Linked DNA regions of Homo sapiens: all the other regions are linked to region 3. The links are chromatin loops, found by intact Hi-C in ENCODE. Cell type or tissue: chondrocyte. All regions are shown on one strand.

Region 1 (2,500 bases), 220 kb after region 3:
GTGGTACCGGGTAAGTTCTTGGGAATGGAATCCCAAGATCCACTCCTGAGAGTGGATCTTTGTAGACAGGCACATACGTTGTTCTGAAATCATCTGTTGCTATCTCTGTCCCTGTTGGAGGCGCTTCCAGTGACGTCGTGATTGTGTCCTACTTATCTCAGTATCCCTGCCCAGCATGGGGTCTTAGGTAACATACATGGGCAGTCGGTCAATGTTAGGACTGGCTGGGTTTTAGGCTAGAAGACAGAGGAAATATACAAGCAAAGGCACAGTGTCTTAAATTTACACTTGGCCCGCAGCAGTTTTCAGAAGAAAGGAGCCCCCTGCTTAGTAGCGCCTTTTGAATTGGGCCCCCTGTGTAGTTTATAGCAGGCCTGAGGGTGCTGGCTAGACTGTTGGGGAGTGCTCTTTAAGCACAGAGGAAAGATTTGGTAAAGACATAAAAGGGTGGAGGAAAAGGAGCGAGACAGCCGAGTCCAAAAAACGATTCATGTGGTTTGGGCAGAATCTGAAATGAGAGTCCTTTGAGATTGACTGAACGTCTCTTGATAAAGAAAGCAAGTTCAGCTGGGCGTGTTGGTTCATGCCTGAAATCCCAGCACTTTGGGAGGTTGAGGCGGGCAGATCACCTGGGGTCAGGAGTTCAAGACCAGCCTGGCCAACATGGTGAAACCCCATCTCTACTAAAAATACAAAAAATTAGCCGGGTGTGGTGATGTGTGTCTGTGGTCCCAGCTACTTGGGAGGCCGAGGCAGGAGAATCGCTTGAACCTGGGAGATGGAGGTTGCAGTGAGTAGAGATCGCGCCACTGCACTCCAGGCTGGGTGACAGAGAAAAACTCTGTCTCAATAAAATAAAATAAAATAAAAATAAAAGAATGCAAATTCAGCTAAGAGTTAAGTGCCAGGGCCTGTGCTGGAAGCCGTCTCATGAGTCGCTTCATTTTACTGTCCCAGTACGCCTGGGAGGTCTGTTTCCCATCCCCTTTCACAGCTGTGAAAACCGCAGCCACGGAGATGAAGTCCTTTTTCCAGGGGCATCTACCTGGCAGCCGAAGAGCCAGGTGGTGAACCAATAGGTGCCCCTTGTCGTTAAGGGCACTGTTGTTGTGGGTGGCCAGGACCAGGCCCTTCCCTAGGGCAGCTCTTCCCCAGGGCAGCTCTGGGAGCTGATGGTCTCTACACGGGCGCTGGCCCCCCCTGCTGGTCTATGCACAGAAAATGGGATGACAACCCGTCACCAGAAAACAAGGGCACAGAATGGAGCAAAGGAACAAAATGGGGCCATGAGAAACTTCACCCCTGTCTACCCAGGAGTTCTGCCCATTATGGCCAAGCCCAGGTGGGGGTGGGGAGAGTGCTGGATTTGGCAACCAGATGGGTTCTGAGGGGCTTGCAGTGGGGCCAGCCCCACTGTTCATTCAGTGGATGACCTTGGGTGGGTTATTTTCACTGCCCTTCTGATATCCATAGAGAAGGGATGACGTGGGGTCAGAGAGGTTAAATAATTCGTCTGCATGACTGTTAACTGGAATCTGGTGCTTCAAAGTTCACTTTAGTGGCCTTTCTGTCGCCAAGCACCTGCTGGGTTCCAGACTCTGGATACACGAGGTGAAGGAGACACGTGGCTGCCCCCTGTGTGCATGGTATCTTCTTGGACCTCCCATTCCTCCTTATCGTTCCTGTTTTAAGCCCGAGGAAGTCCTGTGCTTTTAAGAACTTGTGCGGTTAGATTGGGCTCACCTGGGTATCGAAGCTAATCTCCCCATCCCAATGCCCTGACTAATCCCATCTGCAAAGTCCCTTTTGCTACGTAAGGTGTATGATATTCAGAGGTTCTGGGGATTAGGGCGTGGACATCGTTGTGTGGGGAGGGACATTCTGCCTACTAGACCCCAAAGATGTGTGTTCATACCAAATACAAAATACATTCACCCTGCCCCAAGGTCTCATCCCATTATAACATCAACTGAAGAGTCCCAAATCTGCTCTCAATCTCGTCACCTAATCACCTCAATCTGGTGCTGCGGAGGCTTTGGGTATGACCCATCCTGAGCAGTTCGTCTCCCTCTGTGAACCTGGAACTCACTAAACCAGTTACCAGGCCCTAAAGTGCAGTGGGTGGCCACCTAGAGGAGCACAATCTAGTTCTGTCCCTGATCCAAGGGACCTGAGATGTAATATGGGCAAGAAAGAAAAGGAAGAAACAATGAGGCTGTACACCCAGAAATACCAAACTGCCTAGCCTCCCTTCCTCCTGCTCACACAGGACAGGGAAAGGAGTTTCTCCAAAGGGCCTGTCAGCACCGAATTCCACATCCTGTGAGCTTGGGAAGATGCCAAGCTACACGCTTTCCTCCAGCGGGTACTGCTCATTTTAGAAAGTGAGTCAGTCTGGGCGTGGTGGCTCACAGCCGTAGTCCCAGCACTTTGGGTGGCCGAGGCGGGTGGATCACCTGAAGCCAGGAATTTGTGACCAGCCTGGCCAACATGGCAAAAC
Region 2 (2,500 bases), 140 kb before region 3:
AAAGCAAATAGTAACATCAGGGCACGTTAGATGTGAGAAGCCCTGGGAAAACAGTAGTGAAGCAGAGGATGGACATGGGCAATGCTCGGAGGCTGGAGTGTTACAGTTCTCAGTAAGGTGGCTGGGGTTGGCCTTGTTGGGAAGGTGAGGTGGAAGCACAGACTCAAAGGAAGCAAGAGAGTGAGTCATGTTGGTATCTGGAGGAAGAGCATTTTGGTCATAAAGAACATCGTGAACCTGGGAGGCGGAGCTTGCAGTGAGCCGAGATCATGCCACTACACTCCAGCCTGGGCGACAGAGCAAGACTCCGTCTCAAAAAAAAAAAAAAAAAAAAAAAAGAACAGCCAGTGCAAAGGCCCTGCGGTGGGATGGTGCCTAGTGTGTTGGAGGAACAGCAAAGGGCAATGTGGCAAGGGGATGGGAAGTAGGAGATGAGGTTGGAGAGAACAAGTGTCCAAGGGACATGGCACCTATGTGCCATTGGAGGACTCAGGAGTTGCTGTGGAAGGAGACTGGAACCTCTTCGTCTTTGTGTCCCCATGTCTAGCATGGTTCCTGCAGTCAACGTTGATTGTCTTGATGTGACAAGTCTCGGTACGGGAATCAAACACATATCTCTAATGAGCGGTGGACATCCGGTCTTGGCCAGTGTCAGAGTCCTTGAAACTGGTTTTGCTGCGGGATGCTTTGCCTGATGGGAGCCTGAGGGCTGCACTTGAGCAAGAAGGGAGCATTTTGCTCACTTCTCAGAGACCCCTGCCCTTTCTGGGCATTCCAGCAGAGTTCACAAGAGTGGCTTGGTGGTGTGAGTCATTCGTTTCATGCCTGAGGGCAGTGCAGCTCTCATCCCTGGAGGTGATTAATGAGTGGGAGTTTCCCTAGAGAGTTCTGAGGCCAGTTGAGTAGCAGATCCTGGCTGGCCTGAAATTGATTGCCTGCTGACCACTTGCTGGGTTGCTTATAACCTGGCCCCAGGACAGCTTCCTGGTAGCCTCCAGATACGCACGGGGACAAATTTGTTAGTTTCATGGGCAAAGAGAAGAAAAAATACAATACCTTACTGTTAACCACAGTCACCCTTCTGTGCAATAGAACACCAGATCTCACTCCTCCTGTCTAATTGGAACTTTGTACCTGTTGACCACCCTCTCCCCATCTTCCCCATCCGCATCCCTGCATCCCCTCCCTGCCCAGTCTCCTGTAACCACTGTTCTCCTCTCTACTTCTATGAGATCAACTTTGTTTAGATTCCACAAGTGAGATCATGCTGGAAGACAGAGTTTTGAATGTTCTCACCACAAAGAAATGATAAATACATGAGGCGATGGATATGCTAAGTACCCTGATGTGATCATTACATGACGTACACATATATTAAAACATCAAATTGTACCCCATAACCATGTACAATTATAATGCATCCATTAAAAAATAAAAAAGAAAAAGATAACATTAAATGGTTTTATTCACTCAAATAATATTGTGCTGGGTGACACTTGAGTTCTGGGTGGGTCATTTTCTGACATGAGCAGAATGTGCTCCATCTGTGAGGCAGAGGCTGGCTGCCATACTTACCCTTGTGCACTCCCTGCCTCGAGTAATTGTTGAGCCCCTACAAGTTGCAGGCAGGTGCTGTGAATGAACAAGACATCTGTCCCTTCCCTGATGATCTATTTGTGGGGGATAGACAGTAAGCCAGCTCATCCTCACAAATTTAAGATTTGGATATGGGAAGGAAATAGAAGCAACTTTGGGAGGTATGATGAGGGAAGCCCTCTAAGGAGGGAGCCTAATATTGAGAACTGAGGTCAGGGAGCTAGGCCTGCTGAGAGTTGAGGGGTTGGGTCGGGGGGCGTGGCCAAAACATGAGAAATGGTGAGTCAGAGGCCTCTGTGGGAAGGAGTTGGGTGTATATGGGATCAGGAGAGAGGCCAGCATTCAAGAAATATCCTGGGTTGGTGGAAGAGAGGGACGGTTTTCGTTTTATAGAAGATGAACCTGGCTGGGCTTGGTGGTTCATGCCTGTAATCCCACCACTTTGGGAGGCCGGTGTGGGCAGATCACTTGAGGCCAGCCTAGACAACATGGTAAGACCCTGTCTCTTCAAAAAAATACAAAAATTAACCGGGCGTGATGATGCGTACCTGTGATTCCAGCTACTCAGGAGGCTGAGGTGGGACCATCTCTTGAGCCTGGGAGGCGGAGGTTGCAGTGAGCCATGATCACACCACTGCACTCCAGCCTGGGCAATAGAGTGAGACTGTCTAAAAAAGAAAGAAAAGAAGTCAAGCTTACTTGTTTGTCTCATTGAACATCTCATTTCACGCTCATAATGAAAGAGAGCGAGGTGGTGTTATTGTCACACGCTCCCCATAAGGAAGCCAAGGTTCCGTGATTGTTCCTTTGGGATTGCAGGTGACTAGCCCCAAATCTCACACTGTTTCTATTCCAAGTCTTTTTATCACCACTTGCAATTATGTTTTCCAGTTTGGCATGAGAT
Region 3 (2,500 bases):
AGGATAGAGCTCTCCAGCCTCATCCTCCAGCCTCCTAGTCAAGCACATCTAGTGCATAACAGAAAAGACTGGAAGACACCAAGAAAAGATCGAACTTACCAAATCTTCCCACCCCAGGGTGTCCATGATCAATCCCAGCATCCTTTTTTTCATTGTTTTTCCTGTTCATTCACAATGGGGTTTCTTTTCCCAGCAGCAGAGTATTTGCCCAGGTGAGAAGCAGCAGAATGAAAGCACCCAGCACAAGCCAAAGAGTATGGGCCCAAGTCCCAGCCTTCCACCTCCACGGGAAAATTGTTAGGTGGCCTTGACCCATTTGGTTCACCTTGTTGGATCTCAGTTTATTCATATAAGAAACAGGGATGATGCTCGACAATGTGAGTGGACTTAAGAACTGAACTGTACTCTTACTAATGGCTCAGATGGTAGATTCTGTTATGTGTACCACAACCGAAAAACAAAAAATGGGATACAAGTGTCACCTCATTAGGCTCTTGTGACATAAAATGAGTTCATTCACCTAAGTGCCCAGAACAATGCCTGACCCATATAAAACGTGCAGCAAAGGTTAACTGCTCTTGCCATTTTGTTGTTGTTGTTGTTGTTGTTGTTGTTAGTTAAGGGCTGAGCCTTGGGACCCCAGAAAATAGGTTCCTTTTCTACACATTAATCAATTAGCACGAACAAAATTACGAATGCAGTAGTCCTTCTGCTGTCAATTACAAAGACATGCTGCAGTGGCACAGAGTTGCTCTTTCACAAAGACTTTCCCTGGGCGTTGGTAAAACACCGGGGTGTAATAGAGCAGGCAGAATTTTCCTCCTCACACAGAAGAGATCCTGTAATCTGCCTGAGGCCCCACAGCTCTCAGAGGCTGAGCCAGGGCTGGAGAAGAGCACAAATTGGGCCTCCAGCCCAGCACACATCCTGTCCCCTGGGGTGCTGACTGCCATCATTGGCACTGCGCCCATCTGAGCCAGGCAGTCCCCCGGAGCCTCACAACAGCTCTGGGAAGCTAGTGTCATTCCTCAGTGCCCAGTGTTACCAGCTCACAAGTGGCCAGCCAGGGCTCCCTGGTTTCCACTCCGTGAACCGCCATGCCCTCCGTTCTGAAGCATATTCAGAGGCAGAACACCTGGAAATCAGGTGAGCTTTGGGAACCCCACATATTCTTGCTGTATTCTACTCCATCGTGTGAACCAAGAGTACAGAAGTCATCAGAGAGCATGACTTGCATCTGTGTCTCAAGTCTGTATCTAAAGGAAAAGTCCATAAAATCACCCAAGGAAACATCCTAAGCCTTTTCTGTTGGTGTTTTTTTTCTTTGCTTCTGAATCATTTGTTTTATCAACCGCAAGTTCTCATTAACAGACAAGTGATAGGAGATGCCAAGGTGTGAAGGCCCCTTTATGGCAGAAAACCGAGAAACGAAAAATTCCTAGCCCTTAATTCTGTATGTAAGTTGATAAAAGTCCATCTTGATTTGATTTTTGCCTTAAAATCTCTCTGACTAGCTCAAAGACAATCCCCTGGAACAAGGTTTGGGAACCACTTCCCAAGAATTAGAGTGCCTTTGGGATCCAAGAAAATGAAATGCCAGCTGGGCGTGGTGGCTCACACCTTTAATCCCAGCACTTTGGGAGGCCGAGGCGAGTGGATCACCTGAGGTCAGGAGTTCCAGACTAGCTGGGTGACAGAGCGAGACTCCATCTAAAAAAAAAAAAAAAAAAAAAAAAGTGAAATGCCAACATGGTGAAATCCCATCTCTACTAAAAATACAAAAAGTAGCCGGGCGTGGTGGTGTGTGCCTGTAGTCCCAGCTACTCAGGAGGCTGAGGCAGGAGAATTGCTTGGACCTGGCAGGTGGAGGTTGCAGTGAACCAAGGTCGCACCACTGCACTCCAGCCTGGGTAACAGAGCGAGACTCCCTCTCAAAAAAAAGGGAAATGCAAATAAGCAGTATTGCCGAGTGCACAGTTGGTGGGAAGGAGAGTTAGTTCGTGAGGACCCACTAAGAATGGGAAAAACCAACTGAATCAAAAGGCAGAGATGCAGCAATAATGGTGCCTCAGAGACAGGCAGAAGCCATTTGATTTTCCACGTGGCCGTTTCCTTCATGCTGCTGATGGCCTCTTCAAAGCACGGCAGCTCCTGGGGGCCAGGGTACGGGACCGCCTGGTGGAGAAGAATTGGGGTAGGGAAAGAATTGGCATTTTTTAAAGGAACTTTTACAATTCCAAGGAAGTGACATGACAAACATGTTGACGAGGGTCAGGAAAAGGAAGGTTGGCTGAGCAAGCGTTTACTAAGGCCCTTGATGAATCAAATAAACACTGCACAGGGCTTACAGAGAAGCCTGGGGTCAGGGGGAGGGACTGTGAGCAAGTCTTGCCAGCTAGTGGGCTCTGTGGTGCTTCTGGCTTGGCACATGCAAAGGTGTGGCTGCAGGGTAGGGATGAACAGAGAGCTGGGAAGCTCAGCAGGGCCCGATAGCAAAGCG

The links. A loop is a pair of places that touch in the nucleus more often than their neighbours do. Peaks named below come from ENCODE experiments on the same cell type or tissue, not always from the same donor. Only the 100,000 strongest peaks of a DNase experiment are listed, where the experiment ranks them.
Region 1: it touches region 3 in a loop (2.2-fold over the local background); 5 of 110 quality-filtered maps call a loop at or near these places.
Region 2: it touches region 3 in a loop (2.4-fold over the local background); 4 of 110 quality-filtered maps call a loop at or near these places.

What each region holds. Positions count from the first base shown.
Region 1 is chr16:11,355,671-11,358,170 of GRCh38, forward strand. The region is part of intron 1 of LOC105371082 (a long non-coding RNA gene); the gene reads left to right. Among named protein-coding and RNA genes, the nearest start is that of RMI2, 11 kb to the left of the region's middle. In chondrocyte, CTCF peaks have their summits at 1,203 (motif pointing left) and 1,413; DNase peaks (open chromatin) are centred at 1,235 and 2,421.
Region 2 is chr16:10,991,110-10,993,609 of GRCh38, forward strand. All of the region lies in intron 10 of CLEC16A (C-type lectin domain containing 16A), which reads left to right. Among named protein-coding and RNA genes, the nearest start is that of CLEC16A, 48 kb to the left of the region's middle. In chondrocyte, no CTCF peak of the experiment used is centred here; no DNase peak of the experiment used is centred here.
Region 3 is chr16:11,135,876-11,138,375 of GRCh38, forward strand. All of the region lies in intron 22 of CLEC16A (C-type lectin domain containing 16A), which reads left to right. Among named protein-coding and RNA genes, the nearest start is that of SOCS1, 120 kb to the right of the region's middle. In chondrocyte, no CTCF peak of the experiment used is centred here; a DNase peak (open chromatin) is centred at 976.